2 separate regions of the Homo sapiens genome follow, and region 1 is linked to region 2. Evidence: read pairs that join two places in POLR2A ChIA-PET (ENCODE). Cell type or tissue: GM12878. All regions are shown on one strand. Each heading gives the region's core, and the rest is flanking DNA. Links, peaks and the distances in the headings are about the cores only.

Evidence for each region. Peaks named below come from ENCODE experiments on the same cell type or tissue, not always from the same donor. Only the 100,000 strongest peaks of a DNase experiment are listed, where the experiment ranks them.
Region 1: POLR2A ChIA-PET joins it to region 2 with 5 read pairs; 3 of 35 experiments call an interaction of 5 or more read pairs at or near these places.

Annotation. Positions count from the first base shown.
Region 1 is chr22:36,013,337-36,023,260 of GRCh38, forward strand. The region is part of intron 1 of RBFOX2 (RNA binding fox-1 homolog 2); the gene reads right to left. Among named protein-coding and RNA genes, the nearest start is that of RBFOX2, 11 kb to the right of the region's middle. In GM12878, for the core only: no CTCF peak of the experiment used is centred there; a DNase peak (open chromatin) is centred at 4,405.
Region 2 is chr22:35,399,560-35,409,483 of GRCh38, forward strand. MCM5 (minichromosome maintenance complex component 5) reads left to right here and starts at 581. Exons shown (of 17, transcript NM_006739.4): 1 at 581-649; 2 at 872-1,046; 3 at 3,648-3,774; 4 at 3,855-3,983; 5 at 6,994-7,166; 6 at 8,849-9,004. The coding sequence starts at 880. RefSeq lists enhancers at 126-175, 186-345. In GM12878, for the core only: no CTCF peak of the experiment used is centred there; no DNase peak of the experiment used is centred there; H3K4me3 peaks cover 451 bases; H3K27ac peaks cover 166 bases.

The DNA of each region.
Region 1 (9,924 bases), core at 2,788-6,787, 610 kb after region 2:
ATAGGACTGAGTAATAATAATAAAAATGGCTATTACATAATAGAATACCTACTACGTGTCAGGCCCTGAACTAAGCACATTACATACAGTATCGCTTTTTAATTCTTACACTAATCCTATAACACATTTTACAAAGAAAGCTGAGGCTTAGATAAGTTAAGTCACTTAACCAAGATCCCACAGCTGTGAAGTGGAAATGCTGGTACACCACCTAAGGTTTGTCTGTCTGCAAGGCCATTCTATTTTTTTATAATCTCAGAGTGGTAAAACCTTCACTAAGCATCACACAAACACACACACACACACACACACAGAGAGAGAGAGAGAGAGAGAGACCACTAATGAAAACTTTAATAGACCTTTTTACATTTGAAAAAGTAGCCTCTGATATAGGAAATGGAGAAAAGCAAGGAGCAAAAAATACAGAGAGTATGCTAATATTTGTGTCAAAAAGAAAGGAGGGGGGATAACAGACAAATTAGTAACAGTGGTTACTTGTTTGGTAAAGGGGATAGGGACACATAGGAAGCAGAAATGAAAAGGAGACATTTCATTACATATGTATTTATGAATTTAGAGTTAGGAATTAACTTACCGGTAGGGAATCTGGGCGTAAATCCTGGTTTGGAAAACGCTACACAATAGTTCAGCATCACAACGTCTGCTTATGAAAAGTGTAGTGTGATAGGTTTTTTTTTTAATGTGTTTAATTCTAATGTCCAAAGTTATTTAACTTTTTTTGGTGGGGGGCTGGGGCATGGGCAGGATGATACCTATTATCATTTCTTTTTTTTTTTTTTATTGAGACAGAGTCTCACTCTGTCGCCCAGGCTGGAGTGCAGTGGCGCAATCGCGGCTCACTGCAAGCTCCGCCTCCTGGGTTCACGCCATTCTCCTGCCTCAGCCTCTCCGAGTAGCTGGGACTACAGGCACCCGCCACCACGCCCAGCTAATTTTTTGTATTTTTAGTAGAGACGGGGTTTCACCGTGGTCTCGATCTCCTGACCTCGTGATCCGCCCGCCTCAGCCTCCCAAAGTGCTGGGATTACAAGCGTGAGCCACCGCGCCCGGCCACCTGTTATCATTTCTTAAAGAGCAATCAATACAATACAGCTTGGGATACTAGAATTAAATAATTTCCTAACTTAAAACAGAATGCTGAATGAGTCAAAATTTTTAGGTTTCTTTAAGCTCGGGGATACCAAAGTATTTACTACTTGCTTCTAACACTGCAAAAAATAACCCATAGTAAAGCTAAAATCCAAAAGGGGTAAATGATACCTACACCAAACTCAAGAAAGTCAAATAAGGGATTCTTAAAATAAGCTTCTCATTATTGAAAAAAAGCAAAGCCTACAGAGTAACACTTATTTCACACCACTCCTAGAGAAAGAAACGCAGAGTAAGCATAAAAGAAAATTGCGCATGCACACACAGATACAGGTTATCTATTAATCATAGCATTTTTATACAGCTGACAAAAATCACTAGAAGTCCCTGATAAGCGCCTCTCTGAAGGGCTACTACATGCACTTAACACACTTTAATGCTTACGTATGAAGGTAGGAAATGCCAAAGTTAACCAACTGATCTCCAACACTGTAAAACACAGCCAGCTCAGAGCTAAAATGCTGCTGCAAAAAGATCTATTCAGTATCATGACAAGCAGCTAAAGACTTTTAACAAAGCAGAGGGACAGAAGATGTCTATAATGAGTAATGAACAGCACCTGGGAATGGAGAGGCGCTAGCTAACAGAAAAATTAGTTTCTAAACCCAAATACAGACCTTTTGAGTATGACCAGCATTACCTCAAAGTCTTGGATGATATCAAAATTTGCCAATTTATTATCAGCTTAATAAGAGTCATGTATGAAACTATGACTTCTAGTTCAAATATAACACAAAACATAGTAAAATCTTATGTAAGTATGTAACTAATGCAGACATATATGAAACGGACTGCTTAAGCAATAGCTGAATAGCAGTACTCTGCATTCTTTTAAACAAGGTGTGCATAGCATAAGACCAGGGTCAGACTTTCAGGACAAGTACTACCAACTCCCTGTAAGCTTTGCCAAAGGGGAAACTTCCTGAAGTTCCAACAAAGTCTTCAAACCCACTGTGCCAGCCACTAACAGTAACCATGTTCCTGGAAGCTTGTATATGAGAAGCAAACCAATGAGTTAAGCTTTGTGGATGTTGGGAGCCACCACAAAACATCTTTCAATTTTGCCAGTTTTCACTTTGAAATCACACAATCCTATCTTATCCCCTAGAAACTAAGAAACAGCAGGTGAAAGCTGTCAAAGCCACATATTCAGACTAATTAGGGGACAAGCCAGTCTGATTAGGGGATAGCGACCTCATTTGCAGATGCTTTTGCAGATGAAGGAGAAGCTGAATATGGAGAAATTTAATCGGGGCAGGGGGCTAAAAAAAGATCTACAATTCCTGCCTTTTACCCGAAATTATTACTTACCCTCCCAAGAATTTTTGTGGACCACTGAACTGAAGAAGGAAAAGAAAGAAAAAGGGAGAAAACAAACTTTAGGCTGTAAGTGTGACTGTATAAAAATCCCTGAGAGGATGAATTATGAAACTAAACTCCATGCAACAGGGCTAACTATGTAGCTGCTTTTCCACTTGCCTAATGGCCCAAGACAAATAGAGCAGGGCCATCCAGGAGTCCCAACAACTTCCAGGAAAATGGAACCAACGTCCTCCTGTCTCAGAACAAGCCACATACCCCCTGAAAGTAACCCCTAAGTGAAATCCATATAGATCTGCTTTGAAAATCACTCTGGCTGGCAACAATTAAGGCCCACTCCTTCAAACAATTCCAATTTGTATGGGAAAAAGCTTCTTAAAAGAAAAAAAAAAGCAATTGAAAGAAATTTCTATGAGCCTCTGCCCAAAAGTATTCCAACTCAAGCAACTGCTGCAGGCCACATTCAGACACCCCCAGTCTCCCCAGGCCCTGTCTGTAGTTCCTCTAGTTTTACTCACATAGCTTCTGCCTCCACCCCAATCCCCAGAGCTAGGAGAGTCCCACGGCCACACCACCCATCCCTCATGATAAATCATGCTTTGCTTGTGGTATTTCCAGTTAGAATCTGACAAAAATCAATGCAGCCAGAAAAAAAAAATACATCAACAATATGCCTCCTCAAAAACCACATGCCTGGAATAAAATATCCAATACCCAGTGCAAAATCTCTCTTCTTCAACAACGGAGAAACCAAGGAACCAGCCTATACATGGGAAAAATCCCACACACCAAGGTGTTACCTGGGGACCTAAGTCCCTAAGAAAACCCACGTCTTATGGCTGAACACACCCATGTGGAAGTCTAAACCTCAAAGGCTGTTTTCCACCCTTGGGAAAACAGGTTTTTAAGCAGTTATTCCATCACCATCATTTGACAATTCAAGAATGTCATCTACTTCATAAGTGGTATTTATCATGTGTCCTGTGCCTTGAATTTTTGGCAGAAATTTCTAGATGCCACGTAAGTGCAGGACATGTCAGAAGGAAGTGATATATTACAGGCTGCTCTCTCTCATTCCCTTCTCAGAATTCTCTTTATTCATTTAGAATAGAAAAGGCCAGAGGCACTATGAAGTACAATCATTTGCAGCTAAAGAGGTCCCTACTAAACTGGCTGGAACAGGCAAGGATTATACAGGACCCCAAACCAGAAGCTGAAAGTGAAGTCGGAGGGGAGAACAACAGCCAGAGAGAATTCTTATAAAATACTTCTATGAATCTATCGCCAAGGCTGAGATTTAAAGGAACACTATCAGACTTCCTTATTTTCAAACATATCCAATATGAGTGATGTGAAAAATACCATGTATTGTGAAGTGTCTCCGCTTGGTATTTTCCCCAGATCCATAAAAACATGTTACAGTGCCGGGCACGTGGCTCATGCCTGTAATCCCAGCACTTTGCAAGCCGAGGCGGGTGGATCATGATGTCAGGAGTTCGAGACCAGCCTGGCCAACATGGTGAAACCCTGTCTCTACTAAAAATACAAAAATTAGCTAGGCTTGGTGGTGGGTGCCTGTAAATCCCAGCTACTCGGGAGGCTGAGGTAGGAGAATTGTTTGAACCCGGGAGGCGGAGGTTGCAGTGAGCCGAGATCATGCCATGGCACTCCAGCCTGGGCAAGAAGAGCAAAAACTCGGTCTCAAAAAAAATAAAAAATAAAAAATAAAGCTATAGTATCCGATGAAATTCACTGGTTGAGAAGAGAAAGGTTAAGGTCCCTAGCTGATCAAATAGTTCTCACCCCAAATGGTGGTAATACATGCGAACTGCTACACTCCAGAATCCTGCAGCAGCACTGTAAAAAGGTAAATCAACAGCCTGCTCCAGCGAACTGGAACAGGTTGGCTCTAATTGCCTCTCTCACTTGTGTGGTTCCTCTTTTCTCCTTAACCACACTATCACAAAGGAGCTTTTTACATATACACACGTGCACTCAATTAATATCTGAACACAGGAAACTAAATATCAGGTTGCTATGCCTACCCAACACATTCTGCAGTTAAATTCTACCCCAGCTTCTGTTTTCAGAGACCCCTCTCTCACCTTTAACCCTGATATCAATGAAAAGATCAGGTTAACATTCACATATCACACAACATGCAGTCTTCACAGGGGATAGAAAGCAGACCAAGGGCCAGACCCCCCAGGGAAAATCTGGATAAACAATTAAAGCCATCTGCAGGCCCCAACTGAGAAGCAGGAAGACAAAGTTCAATTTAACAAAAATGGACAGTTTCTTGACTACTTGGGCCCAGGCATGGTGCTTAATCCTACAGATTCCTAAGGATCTCACAGTCTGGGTAAGCGTGGTGGGGCAGACATTCAATCAAGTATTAATCTAAAAAGTCCTTTAACAGAGCTATAGACATGATGTCTTGGAAGACAGCAGGAGTGTGGGAGACATGGGAATAGTCACAAAAGGCATCCAGGAGGAATCAATATCCAAACTCATTATTAAAGATTGAGCCTTACAAATGTGGGGGTAGAAGAGATGAAGCAGGAACTTTGGGTAGAAGGGAAAGGAACAAAAGCACAGAGGTATTCATTAGCTGGGTGGCACCACATGCTAAGAAAACTATAAGCCACTGGACATGGACTTGGAGGTGGAATGTGGAAAGAGACGGAGCTTGAAAGTTACGCAGAAGTCAGGCCAAACAAGAGAACAGACAATCCTGAGAAAAAACACAAGCTCTCAAAAGATTTTAAGCGTGGAGTAACAAATTGACTCTTTTGTTTTATTTTTGAGACAGAGTCTCACTCTGTCATCCAGGCTGAAGTGCAGTGGCTCGATCTCTCCTCATTGCAACCTCCACCTCCTGGGTTCAAACAATTCTCCTGCCTCAGCCTCCCAAGTAGCTGGGATTACAGGCATGCGCCACCACGCCCAGCTAATTTTTGTATTTTTAGTAGAAACAGGGTTTCATCATGTTGGCCAGGCTGGTCTCGAACTTCTGACCTCAAGTCATCTGCCCGCCTCAGCCTCCCAAAGTGCTGGGATTACAGGCATGAGCCACCGCACCTGGCCAGATTGGCTCTTTTAGATAGATCACTGTGTTAGCAGTCTGGAGAGCGGGTTTGAAGAGACTGAAAAGGGACCACAAGAGACAACACAAAGGCATCCCAGCTCAATTTCCATAGACAAAATGAGAACAAAAAGTGCCACTTTTGAACCAACATACGTAACAAAACTTATAAAATTTGAAACACGACATTTTTACTGTTCCTGCCTTCCATGTACCACTAAAACAGCCAGTGAATCTGTCACCCACCCTCCCAACAGAGATCCCACGGGTTCTAAGAAATCCACATCCCCCCTGCAGACACTGTGATACTGCAGCAGTCCTTTCACTCCTTAGCAAAGAATTGTCTCCCCTTCCTCTGACAAGAGAGACCACAATGACCCAGTTCATTCCACTCCTCCACCCTGGATAATGAGCAAATGAGGTTTCCCCTTTAACACACTGCTCATCTCTAGTAGTTCCCAACTCTGGCACTTAATCAATCAGAAGCACATTAACCACTCCATGCAGATTAAACAGTAAGCAGGAAGTTAGTGAGTGCTGTATAGCAGGATATAAGGAAAGCAAGAAATAAACATGTAGTGCTGGGTTCCTTGATAGGCACCTTAAAGAATCTCAGTTCTCATTACAGTGGTTTATAAGAGTATACATTAATTCTCCCAGTTCACAGATGTGTGAGCAGGAGCTCAGAGATGTTGAATAGCTCATTCATTTGGTAAATGGAGAAGCCAGGATTCAAATCCCAAAATGAGAAGCTCTAAATGGTGTTTATTTACTACACCATATTTCAAGTATATATGGATAACAAATATGATTACATATTAAGGTTAGTAATAAAAATATCTCCCCTTTAAAAACAGAGAAGGGACTCATGGATAGGAAGAATCAATATCATGAAAATGGCCATACTGCCCAAGGTAAACTATAGATTCAATGCCATCCCCATCAAGCTACCAATGACTTTCTTCACAGAATTGGAAAAAACTACTTTGAAGTTCATATAGAACCAAAAAAGAGCCCACATTGCCAAGACAATCCTAAGCCAAAAGAACAAAGCTGGGGGCATCACGCTACCTGACTTCAAATTATACTACAAGGCTATAGTAACCAAAACAGCATGGTACTGGTACCAAGACAGAGATATAGACCAATGGAACAGAACAGAGCCCTCAGAAATAATACCACACATCTACAACCACCTGATCTTTGACAAACCTGACAAAAAACAAGAAATGGGGAAAGGATTCCCTATCTAATAAACGGTGCTGGGAAAACTGGCTAGCCATATGCAGAAAGCTGAAACTGGATCCCTTCCTTACACCTTATACAAAAATTAATTCAAGACGGATTAAAGATTTAAATGTTAGACCTAAAAGCATAAAAACCCTAGAAGAAAACCTAGGCAATACCATTCAGGACATAGGCATGGGCAAGGACTTCATGACTAAAACACCAAAAGCAATGGCAACAAAAGCCAAAATTGACAAATGGGATCTAATTAAACTAAAGAGCTTCTGCACAGCAAAAGAAACCACCATCAGAGTGAACAGGCAACCTACAGAATGGGAGAAAATTTTTACAATCTACCTATCTGACAAAGGGCTAATATCCAGAATCTACAATGAACTCAAACAAATTTACAAGAAAAAATCAAACAATCCCACCAAAAAGTGGGCAAAGGATATGAACAGACACTTCTCAAAAGAAATTTACGCAGCCAACAGACACATGAAAAAATGCTCATCATCACTGGTCATCAGAGAAATGCAAATCAAAACCACAATGAGATACCATCTCACAACAGTTAGAATGGCGATCATTAAAAAGTCAGGAAACAACAGGTGCTGGAGAGGATGTGGAGAAATAGGAACACTTTTACACTGTTGGTGGGACTGTAAACTAGTTCAACCATTGTGGAAGACAGTGTGGCGATTCCTCAAGGATCTAGAATTAGAAATACCATTTGACGCAGCCATCCCATTACTGGGTATATATCCAAAGGATTATAAATCATGCTGCTATAAAGACACATGCACACGTATGTTTACTGCAGCACTATTCACAATAGCAAAGACTTGGAACCAACCCAAATGCCCATCAATGATAAATTGGATTAAGAAAATGTGGCACATATACACCATGGAATACCATGCAGCCCTAAAAAAGGATGAGTTCACGTCCTTTGTAGGAACATGGATGAAGCTGGAAACCATCATTCTGAGCAAACTATCACAAGGACAGAAAACCAAACACTGCATGTTCTCACTCATAGGTGAGAATTAAACAATGAGAACACTTGGACACAGGGTGGGGAACATCACACAATGGGGCCTGTCCTGGGGTGGGGGGAGGGGGGAGGGATAACATTAGGAAATACACCTGATGTAAATGACGAGTTAATGGGTGCAGCCACACCAACATGGCACATGTATACATACATAACAAACCCGCACGTTGTGCACACGTACCCTAGAACTTGAAGTATAATAAAAATAAAAAATAAAAATAAAATAAAAACAGAGAAGGGACATATATCCTACGGTCTCAGATTAAGGGATCACTCACAAAAGTGACAAACGATCACAACTGGAATCTCCAAATGCTACTAAAAAAAAAAAGGTCACTTCTGAGCATTAGTGACCAAAAAATGTTCAGACTCAAATAATCAAAGCAATCTGGCTATCCTCCAGAGAAATATCTCAAATCCTCCACACACTTTCCCCTCAGAGTCCCTAAGACAATGTTTGAAAAAACTCATGGCTGACTGCTCATTCTCTTGAGTAAATGACTTCCCAAACTACTTTGCCCACCCAAATTACAGAAATGCGTCCAGGATTCACATGGCAGTTCTGATCCGATTTGTCCCAATCCTGGCTCAAGCAGCTTTGCTACTTTCCTAACTAGATCAGCATCAGCCAATGGGTTTATTCAAGCTGATCTGTGATGGATTAGATAATGAAACCTTAGCCATGTAAGCTGCCTGCTTGTATTGGGGTTGTAGAGGAGAATAAGAAGAAACTCAATACTCCTAGGGGCCACCTAAAACACCAAATGTACTCACCATCCCTCACTCCATCTGTCTGCTCATGCTCCAATTACTGCCATTTCCTTCCAATCATGTCTGTGGTTCTTCCCTCCTGCCTTTGAAGGAAGTGCACATTTGCCCCAGAATAAAGATGTTTACTATGCTTTACAAATGTATATCAACAAAAATTCAAAGAAATCTGCTTACTAAAATGACTGTCTTTTTCTACAAATTATTAAAGCCTGACATCAAACTGAAGGCCTGAGAGATGTTAAACTAGAGATTCACTAGCAACATTCTTGTTTATACAAAGTAGCATAACTCAATTTCTTTCTCAGCAGTCCTGTAAACTTGAGGCCTGTCTGCACCAGTCTGCTTTACAGCAAAATGAAAGTTAAATTTCTAGTTAGCTTCTGTTGTGTTCACATGTCAGCGTGATAGTGAAAAAAAAATGACAGAGTAGCTAGAAAATGGGAGGGAGTTGGGAGACAAACTCAACTCAAGCTAATCTCTTGAGTCACCCTGAAGAATAATTCTACTTTGAAATCAGATCTGACTTTCTCCTTCTCAAATACATTTCCAGTTTTACATCTGCAGACTTCCTTGTAAGACATGGGGAAAAAAGCAACAAGTTTTACATGACTGTTCCTCAGTTTCTCCATCTACAATATTTACCACTCTGGTAGTGTTACAGGCTTAATGTCTGTGTCCCTCTAAATTTCGTATGTTGAAGCCCTAACCCCAGTGTAATGGTATTTGGAGGTAGGACCTCTAGAATTAGCTTCAGATTGGGTCATGAGGGTGGGAACTACATGATAAATGAGTGCCCTTATAAGAAGAGGAAGAGACCACTGACTCTCTCTCCCCCAGGGCACAGACAAAGGAAAGGCCATGTGAACACACAGCAAGAAGACAGCTATCCACAAGCCAGAAGGTGGGCCCTCACCAGACATGAAATCTGCTGGCACCTTCATCTTGGACTTCCCAGCCTCCAAAACTGTGAGAAATAAATGTCTGTTGTTTAAGCCACCCAGTCTATGGTATTTTGCTGTGGCAGCCCAAGGACACTGGGACAGGGAGAGATGAAAAATTCAGTAATTTCAGTGAAATATTGTTCATGAAATTACTTGCAAGAAAAAAAAAACACAATATTTTTATAACTCTTCTTGAATGGTAGCACCATGCTTAGTTTCAGCACCAAATACCAAATGAGGGCACAAAGAGACATCCACCTATGAGGAAATAAGCCCATAAATAAGCAAATGGGAAGATAAACTACTTCAATAAACACAGCATCTACAAAGCAACTTCAGGCTATCTGGAACCC
Region 2 (9,924 bases), core at 3,658-7,657:
TAGCTCACGCCAGTAATCCCAGTGCTTTGGGACGTCAAGGCAGGCGGGTCGCTTGAGAGTAGAGTTTCGAGACCTGGGCAAGATGGTGAGACTCCGTCTTTATGAAATATTTTAAGAAAATCACGTACACCTGTGGTCCCCGCTACAAGGGAGGCTGAGGCGGAAGGATTGCTTGAGCCCAAGAGGTTGAGGCTACAGTAAGCCGTGATCCAGCCACTGCACTCCATCCCCGGCAACACAACGAGACCATGCGTCAGGAAAAAAAAAAAAAAACCAAGAAAATAAAAAAGAAACCACCTAAAGGCGTCCTCCGCGCGCCCGCCCCTCCGCCATCTTTGCGTCCGCCCCGTCCTGCGCCGCCACTTCCTTCCCAGCCAGAAGTTTCGCGCCAAATTGTTCCGCACACAAAATGGAGCCCGGAAGGAGGCGAGGTCATGCACTTTGCAGCCAATCATCTTCGGCAGACAGTCCGGGCGGCGGGGCTGGAGGGCTCAGAACGGTCCAATCGCTGGCCGCGAGGCTCCGGCGAACCAATGGGAGCGCAGCGGCTGCGGCGTCCGAACACCGCCTCTTGTTTTTCCCGCGAAACTCGGCGGCTGAGCGTGGAGGTTCTTGTCTCCCCTGGTTTGTGAAGTGCGGAAAACCAGAGGTGAGGCTAGTGGGAGTGGGACTGGGACTGGGAGCCAGCAGGCATCTGGATTTCCGGGTGTAGTTGGAGTGGGACAGGAGTTTCTCGGGAACTGGGGTTGGAGTCCGGGAGCGCGGCCGGGGGTCCCCCTGCTCCGGACTCAGGGCAGGGACCCAGGCGTCGGAGGGGAGGAGGTGCCAGGCGCTGCCCCCAGCCTGTTCTGGCCGTTTGTTCCCACCCCAGGCGCAGTCATGTCGGGATTCGACGATCCTGGCATTTTCTACAGCGACAGCTTCGGGGGCGACGCCCAGGCCGACGAGGGGCAGGCCCGCAAATCGCAGCTGCAGAGGCGCTTCAAGGAGTTCCTGCGGCAGTACCGAGTGGGCACCGACCGCACGGGCTTCACCTTCAAATACAGGTGCGGCTCCTGCGGGGCCGGGGGCTCGAGTTCCAGTGTGGCCGCTCACACGCCTCTACCAGCCTGCTAGAGTCCTGGACAGTCAGGGCACAGATGGGCCCAGACGGGGGAAAGAGCCGGTCCTGGGTCACAGGGCTCATCCCGGCAGCCTCACGCCTTGGTATAAGGCTTTGTGTATTTTGTTTTACTTTATTTTATTTTATTTTATTATTAACGTATTTGTTTATTATTTTGAGACGGAGTCTCGCTCTGTCGCCAGGCTGGAGTGCAGTGGCACGATCTCGGCTCACTGCAACCTCCGCTTCCCGGGTTCAAGCGATTCTTGTGCCTCAGCCTCCCGAGTAGGTGGGACTACCCCCGCCATCACCACGCCCGGATAATTTTTTGTAATTTTAGTAGAGATGGGGTTTCGCCATGTTCGCCAGGCTGCTCTCGAACTCCTGACCTCAAGTGATCCACCCGCCTCAGTCTCCCAAAGTGCTGGGATTACAGGCGTGAGCCACCGTGCCCGGCCTGCTTTGTGTATTTTATCTGTACCTGGAGTTAACTTCTGGGTGAGTCACCTGTTGAGTGGGCCACCAGCAACCAGCTAGCGCCACTTGGACCGTTTAGTTCTTTATCCAGATCTTGTTCCTGTTCATCTGCTTCCTATCATCCTTCCATGTCATGTCTGAGACCTTACAAACTCAAGTTCCCTGTAGGTGTAAAAGGTGAAGATGGCAGTTAGGATTCACTTCACTTCGCTCATTCATTTATTTATACCAGTCTTGCACCTTCATTGATTGAGCACCTGCTGCCTGCCAGATACTGTTCTGGGTGCTGGGCTGCAGCACTGAAGCTGGACCTGGCTCCTGCTTCTAGGTGATTGTACGACCTGTGACATCATGAGAATTCTCATAGGCCCGGCCTCTATCCCTGAAATGTTAAAATGCAGAGAACATGAGGTTGCAGGTTCAGCACTGGCCCATTATTAGCTGAGTGACTTCCAGGTGTCAGTGTCTCTGGGCCTCACCAGGCCAGAAATGGGTAAAGCCATTCCTGCTTTCACTTACTCATGCAGCAGCTGATATTGCCCACCTGTGTGCCAGGCACTGCGCTACAAAGATGAAAAGACGTGCTTCTTGTCCTAGAGAAGCTCCTAAGTCAGAGGAGTGAGTCGTGAAGACCAACAGATAACTTCCACGGTGGTCATTTCCTCCACAGAGGAAGGTGAAAGGACTTAGGGAAGTTTTCCGGGGGGCTGAAGTTTGAGGGGACCTTTGAGCTAAGGTCAGAGTTGCAGGTGTAGAAAGCTTTCTGTCTAGGTAGGAGCAATTGCTTGTGTAGAGGTGTGGGGTGTCCTCACAGCAAGTGGCTTTCAGTAGCAGTCTGGCCATTTTACTGGCTCCTGGACATAAGGGAGACGGGGCTCAGGCCTGTGATACTGCGAGGCTGGGGAACAGCCTGTGCGTTGGTCAGTGGTCCCCAAATATGTTCTTGCCACAGCAGTCACATGGGATGCTCTGCTAAGCATCTGGGCTGGACGCAGTGGCTCATGCTTGTAATTCCGACGCTTTGGGAGGCTGATGCCAATGGATCATTTGACCCCAGGAGTTCAAGACCTGGCTGGGCAACATAGTGAAACCCAGGCTCTATTTAAAAAAAAACAGTCTGACTAGAGGTTGATAAGGCAGATGTGTTTTCTGCTGCCTTGGTGCCTCCAGTTTTTTTGTTGTTTTGTTTTTTGTTTTTTTTTTTTTGAGATGGAGTCTCGCTCTGTCACCCAGGTTTGAGTACAGTGGCGTGATCTTGGCTCACTGCAACTGCTGCCTGCCGGGTTCAAGTGATTCTCCTGCCTCAGTCCCCCAAGTAGCTAGGATTACAGGCATCCGCCACCACACCCGGCTAGGTTTTTTTTTTTGTATTTTTAGTAGAGATGGGGTTTCTCCATGTTGGTGAGGCTGGTACCTTTTTGGTTTTTTTTTTTGAGACAGAGTCTCAGTCTGTCGCCCAGGCTGGAGTGCCCTGGCGAGATCTCTGGTCACTGCAGCCTCCACCTCTGGGGTTCAGGCATTCTCATGCCTCAGTAGCTGGGACTACAGGCGTATGCTACCATGCCCGGCTAATCTTCGTATTTTTAGTAGAGACTGGGTGTTGCCATGTGGCCCAGGCTGGTGTTGAACTCCTGGCCTCAAGTAATCCACCCTCCTCAGCTTCCTAAAGTGTTGGGATTACAGGCATGAGCCACCTCACTGGGCCCCAAGTTTGAGCTGTGTGCATTGTTCTTTTCCAAGAGAAGTTAAAGGCTCTGCGGAGTCCTTCAGTGACAGAACTGGTTTGTTGTTTTGTGCACGCTGGCCTGGGTGTTGAAACATCCTTTGACTGTCTTGTGGACCCCTTCCATGGAGCTTTCTTTAGGGCATGCCTGTGCCAGCAGTGAGTAGCCTCTGCAGGGTTAAATAATGGAATGATCTGGAATTAGATGTGTGTTTGGGAAGAGGAATGGTGAGGTCATGGTGGCTGTGGTGTGGGCAGATTCAGGGGTGCAGGCACACCTCAGCCAGTGTTGGTTTCCTCTTCTTTGCACCCTTCCTGCCCCACCCTGCTATGTGCCCACTCCAGGGATGAACTCAAGCGGCATTACAACCTGGGGGAGTACTGGATTGAGGTGGAGATGGAGGATCTGGCCAGCTTTGATGAGGACCTGGCCGACTACTTGTACAAGCAGCCAGCCGAGCACCTGCAGCTGGTGAGTGGGACCCCATCCCTGAGCTTCCCAGGGCTGCTCTGCCCCAGTTACTAATAGCCTGTGCCCTTCCCTTTCTCCAGCTGGAGGAAGCTGCCAAGGAGGTAGCTGATGAGGTGACCCGGCCCCGGCCTTCTGGGGAGGAGGTGCTCCAGGACATCCAGGTCATGCTCAAGTCGGACGCCAGCCCTTCCAGCATTCGTAGCCTGAAGGTGGGTCGGAGGGCAGTGGCTGCTGCATGGTGCAGAGGGCTTTGGATGCAGCCAGACCTGAGTGCTAGCTGTGTGGCCTTGAGTGAGGCACTTGACCTTTCTGAACCTGTCTCCTCCTGGAGACAAAAGGATCGTTTGTTGTTTTTTGCTTTTTGTTATGAAAAATTACACACCCAAAAGCAGAGAGTAGTATAATGAATCCCATAAAGCTTCACCCAGATTTAATAATTAACATTTTGTGTTGTTTCCTATTTTGTCCTTTTTCTTTTTTGCTAAAGAATTTTAAAGTAAATTCATGCACAGTGGCTCATGCCTCTAATCTTAGCACTTTGGGAGGCCGAGGGAGGAAGATTGCTTGATACCGGGAGTTTGAGACCCTGGCTCTCCAAAAAACAAAACAAAAAAAAAACAAAAAAAACAAAGCTAGGTATGCTGGCATATGCCTATAGTCCAGGCTACTTGGAAGGCTGAAGTGGGAGGATCAAGGGGCCTAGGAATTTGAGGTTACAGTGAGCTCTGATTGTGCCTCTCAGCACTTTAGCCTGGGTGACAGAGCAAGACCCTGTCTCTAAAAATAAAAAATAAATTACAGACATGACACTTTATCCCGAAAAAAAAAAGTTTTCTTACATAGTCTCATTAGCACCTCAACTGAAACATCAAAGATCTCTTAGTATCATTGAATATACAGTCTAGATTCAGATTGACCAAATTACCTCACATGACTCTTACAGCTCGTGTGTCTCAGCCAGGACCAGGCATTGTACTGGATTGTTGTTTAAATCTCTTTTAATCCAGGACAGCTTCCTTTACTCTGGGTGTAAGTTCTTTCACAGATACATTATTGATTTGCTAAAGAAGCAGGAGCCATTATCCTGTAGAATGTGCTGCCTTTTAGATTTATCTGAAGGCCTCCTTGGGGTGGTTACAACATACCCCTTCCCCCCCGTGATTTTTGGAAGCTGGAAGTTAGATGCAAAGGCCTGACTGTGTTTCGATTTCACATACCGGGCAAGAACGCTTATGGGTGGTATTGGATCCCTCATTGCATCCCTCCATCCACTATGCTGAGACTGACCAGGTGCTAGGTTGAGGTGGTGATGGTCACTTTATTGTAATGATGCAGGCATGGAGTCTTGAATTCCGCCTCCCCAGCCTCGCTTCTGCTTCCCACAGCCTCTTCCTGCTTTCTTTGAGAGCCCCAGCAAAACTTCTGCTCATGTCTGGTTCTCTCGTTCAGCCGGAGGAGGGCATTGAGAAACGGAGACAAGGTGGAGAGAGATTGTCCCAGTCCTGTACACTAGTGGCTCAGGAGCTTTGTGAAGGGCAAGGGCTGGCCATAGGAAGGAGTGGATCGGCTGAGAATTTATGTTTTACTTTTTATTATGGATAATTCAAACATTAGAATATAAAGAGAATCGTATAACGAATCCTCTTGTACTCATCACCCAGCTTAATAATTAGCAACTAGAGGCCAATTTTTTTTTTTTTTTTTTTTTGAGATGGAGTTTTTGCTCTTGTTGCCCAGGCTGGAGTGCAGTGGCACGATCTCAGCTCACTGCAACTTCCGCCTCATGGGTTCAAGTGATTCTCCTGCCTCAGCCCCCCAAGTGGTTGGAATTACAGGCACACACCACCACGCCCGGCTAATTTTTAGTAGAGATGGGGTTTCACCATGTTGGCCAGGCTGGTCTCGAACTCCTGACCTCAGGTGATCCATAGATGCCAAATCTTGTTTCATCTGTGGCCCTGGAGTTCTTTTGAAACAAGTCCCATACATCATATAATTTGATCTGGAACTATTTCTCCATGTATCTCTAAAAGATGAATCTCTTTTTTTTTGAGACGGAGTTTGACTCTGTCGCCCAGGATGGAGTGCAGTGGCATGATCTCAGCTCACTGTAACCCCTGCTTCCCCGGTTCAAGCAATTCTCCGGCCTCAGCCTCCCGAGTAGCTGGGATTACAGGCATATGCCATCACACCTGGCTAATTTTTGTATTTTTAGTAGAGACGGGGATTCACCATGTTGGCCAGGCTGGTCTCGAACTCCCGATCTCAAGTGATCCGTCCGCCTCGGCCTTCCAAAGTGTCGGTATTACAGGCGTGATCCACTGCACCCAGCCTTTGAAGAGTCATTTTTAAAGGCATAGCTACAATAACATCACACTTAAAAATTAACATTACGGCCGGGCGCGGTGGCTCATGCCTGTAATCCCAGCATTTTGGGAGGCCGAGGCCAGTGAATTGCCTGAGGTCAAGAGTTCGAGACCAGCCTGGCCAACATAGTGAAACCCCGTCTCTACTAAAAATACAAAAAGTTAGCTGGACATGGTGGCAGTTACCTGTAATCCCAGCTACTTGGGAGGCTGAGGCAGGAGAATCGCTTGAACCCGGGAGGCGGAGGTTGCAGTAAGCCGAGATCCTGCCATTGCACTCCAGCCTTGGCGACACAGCAAGACTCTGTCTCAAAAAAAAAAAAAGAAAAAAGAAAAAATATTACTGCCTTATTGTCCGGTGTGGGAATAGTCATTAAGATGGGGAAACTGAGGCTCAAAGAGAAGTGACCCAGACAGAAGACCACACAGCAGGTTTTGACAGAACTTGAACTAGAATGTGGGCCCCTGCCTCCCAGGTTTGTTCTGTGTTGTACTCTACAGGTCCAAGGATGTCGCCATCAGAGCTGGGGTCAGGTCTCTCTCCTGGCACCTGCCACTTTGTAGTGAAATGTGCTTAGTGTATCTCTTGCCCTGCCACCTCCCCCCCCAATTGTGCTGCGAGGTCTTTAAAAGCAGGAGCTGTGCCTGAGGCTCCTCTGAACCCCAGGGTCCAGATAGCCTGGCACTGGGTGGATGCTCTGGAAGCATTTTTTGAGCGGAACAGAAGAGCTGTGGCCCTCCCTGCAGCTCTGTGCCCACCTCCTCCAGGCTCCTGCCCAGGATATTTACTGGCATATCTCAGATGCGTCCTGGCTCCCCTTAACCAACAAGCTTCCCGATGGCTCTATTACAGTCGGACATGATGTCACACCTGGTGAAGATCCCTGGCATCATCATCGCGGCCTCTGCGGTCCGTGCCAAGGCCACCCGCATCTCTATCCAGTGCCGCAGCTGCCGCAACACCCTCACCAACATTGCCATGCGCCCTGGCCTCGAGGGCTATGCCCTGCCCAGGAAGTGCAACACGTGAGTCTGTGGCCCAGAGGGACTGTGGGAGGTGACCTGAGTGAAGATCAGAAAGGATGAGAACAAGTAGCAAGCACTGCCTGCAGCTGCTTCTAGAGATCCACTGGGATGGGCTGGGCAGGGGTGTGCCCTTAGGATTGGCACAGATCTGATGCCCTGTGGCTCTGAGACACCATGAACAGGGTCCCTCTACATTGGTGACTTCTGTCTCACCAGGATACCCAGACAGCGTTGTAGGGAACCCAGGGTTGGGAGGGAAAAGCAGTCCAGGGTAATGAGTCTACTTGGAATCTTCTGAAGCAAACTATGGTTTGCTCACTAGGCCAGATCTAGCCTGCTGACCCTATGGCCCAGGAACACGTTCGTTCATTTAAGTATTGCCCACAGCTGGTTTCGCACTACAAAGGCAGGGTATGTGGCCTCTTGGCTGGCAGAACCTGGAATGCACATCCTCCGGCCCTTTCTAGAAAATGTTTGCTGCCCCCAGTCTGAAGGAACCCCACCCTCTTCACTGGCTGCTCTTTCTTGGCTCCTTCGCTGGTGCCTCCTCAGCTTCCCATCCACCTGTGGCACAGCTGCCTCATTCCATGCTGTTGACATCTCTCACTTGGAGAGGCACGCTACCTCCTCCCTGATCCCCCGCGTCCACCCTCCACCCCCTCAGTCTGTTTTCCACCCAGCAGCCAGGTGTCCCTTGACACTCAGGTGGTCCAGTCATTTACTTCTTAGTCAAGTCCTGCACAGCCCACCACGATCTGCTCCTGGCTTCCCCAGGCCTCGCTGCCCCTCCTCTCTCCAGGCCCGGCCTCACTGCCTCCTTCCTGTTTCTGGAATACACTGACTACCCCCAGTCTCACTGCCTTTGACCTTGCTGTTTCCTCTACTGGGAGTGCTGTTCCTCAAGCTACCATAGTCTGTGTCCTCACTTCTTCAGGCTTCTCTTCACATGTCCCCTTACCAGGGGCATCTTGCCCAACCCTTCATCTTCAGTTTGGTGTGCACGTACCTCGTCTCTCCCACACCTGCCTACTTTTTTACTTTTCTTCACAGCATGTAGCTGTCACTCTTTAATATGATTGTTTGCTTGTATGTCTTTTCAGCCTCCCTTGATAGGAACTTAGGCTCCACAAGAGCAGGGACCTTTTTGTTCAGTGCTGTGCCCCCTGCACCTGGAATAGTGTCAGACACATAGTAGGTTTTGCTATGATGTTTACTTCTTTATGTTGCTATAATATCTATTGAATAATGACATAATTACCTAGGGATACGTAGAGGCTTAGACCCTCAGAATGGTCTAGAACTGCCTAGAATCCCACTGGAAAAGATCTTGGGATTTGAGTGGGGCTTTAGTAAGAGAATTGATGAACTAGCTCTTCACCCATGAGGACACCATGATCCTGCAAGAAGACCGAGTGTGACCTGTCTGCCTCCTCTCAGCAAGTTAATGGAAGGACCCAGCCTCAAGCAGTTCCCTTGACTCTTAATCCAGTGCTAGGTCCGTCAGTGTTGCCTTCCTTTCTTACCTCCAGGCAGCGTTGCCTGCCTGGCTTATCTCCAGCTTATTCTGGAGACCCCCATAAATTGCCGCTGGCAACGTCTCCTTGCTGGCTCCTGGGATGAATGAGCCCTGCCTTTGGATTCTCCAGGTAGCTTTGGTGACTCTTTTCCCTTACCTTGTACAGAGATCAGGCTGGGCGCCCCAAATGCCCATTGGACCCGTACTTCATCATGCCCGACAAATGCAAATGCGTGGACTTCCAGACCCTGAAGCTGCAGGAGCTGCCTGATGCAGTCCCCCACGGGGAGATGCCCAGACACATGCAGCTCTACTGCGACAGGTGAGGCAGACGGGCTGGGAGGTGGGCATCTACGACGGTGGATGTCCCAGCTGTGGCCCTAACCCGAGTGTTGGGAGTGGGTCATCTGGAGCAGGGTGAGTAGGGTGGAGAAGGTGGCCAGTTGCAGAGCACCTGCTCTGTGCCTAATGCTTCCATAAGTTCCTCTCATCTCGTCTTTCCATAATCTGCAGGGGCATGTCAGCCCCATTTTGCAGATGAGGAAATGTAACTTGGAGAGATTAAATGACTTCCTGTGTGGAGGAGAGCCGGGCTTTCAGCCTATGTGCATTGCTTTCCAAAGTCTGTGTTCTTCTTAGGATAAGAGGCCCAGGATGCACAGCTAGATAACCAATAGCTGGCAAAGCCTCTTCCCAGCCTGACACCCCACCTCCTACCCCAGGCTTTCTTTTTTTTTTTGAGACGGAGTCTGGCTCTGTAGCCCAGGCTGGAGTGCAGTGGCGCGATCTCGGCTCACTGCAAGCTCCACCTCCTGGGTTAATGCCATTCTCCGGCCTCAGCCTCCCGAGTAGCTGGGACTACAGGCGCCCTCCACCATGCCCAGCTAATTTTTTGTATTTTTTAGTAGAGATGAGGTTTCACCTTGTTAGCCAGGATGGTCTCGATCTCCTGACCTCATGATCCGCCCGCCTTGGCCTCCCAGAGTGCGTGGATTACAGGCGTGAGCTACTGCGCCCAGCGTACCCCAGGCTTTCTGTTAAGATCCTGCTGAACAGCCACGGTGGCTCATGCCTGTAATCCCAGCACTTGGAGCGGCTGAGACAGGAGGATTGCTTGAGGCCAGGAGTTCAAGACCAGCCTGGGCAACATACTGAGACCCTGTATCTAAAAAAAAAAAATTTATTAGCTGGGTGTTGGGGCAGACACCTATAATCCCAGCTACTTGGGAGGCTGAGGTGGGA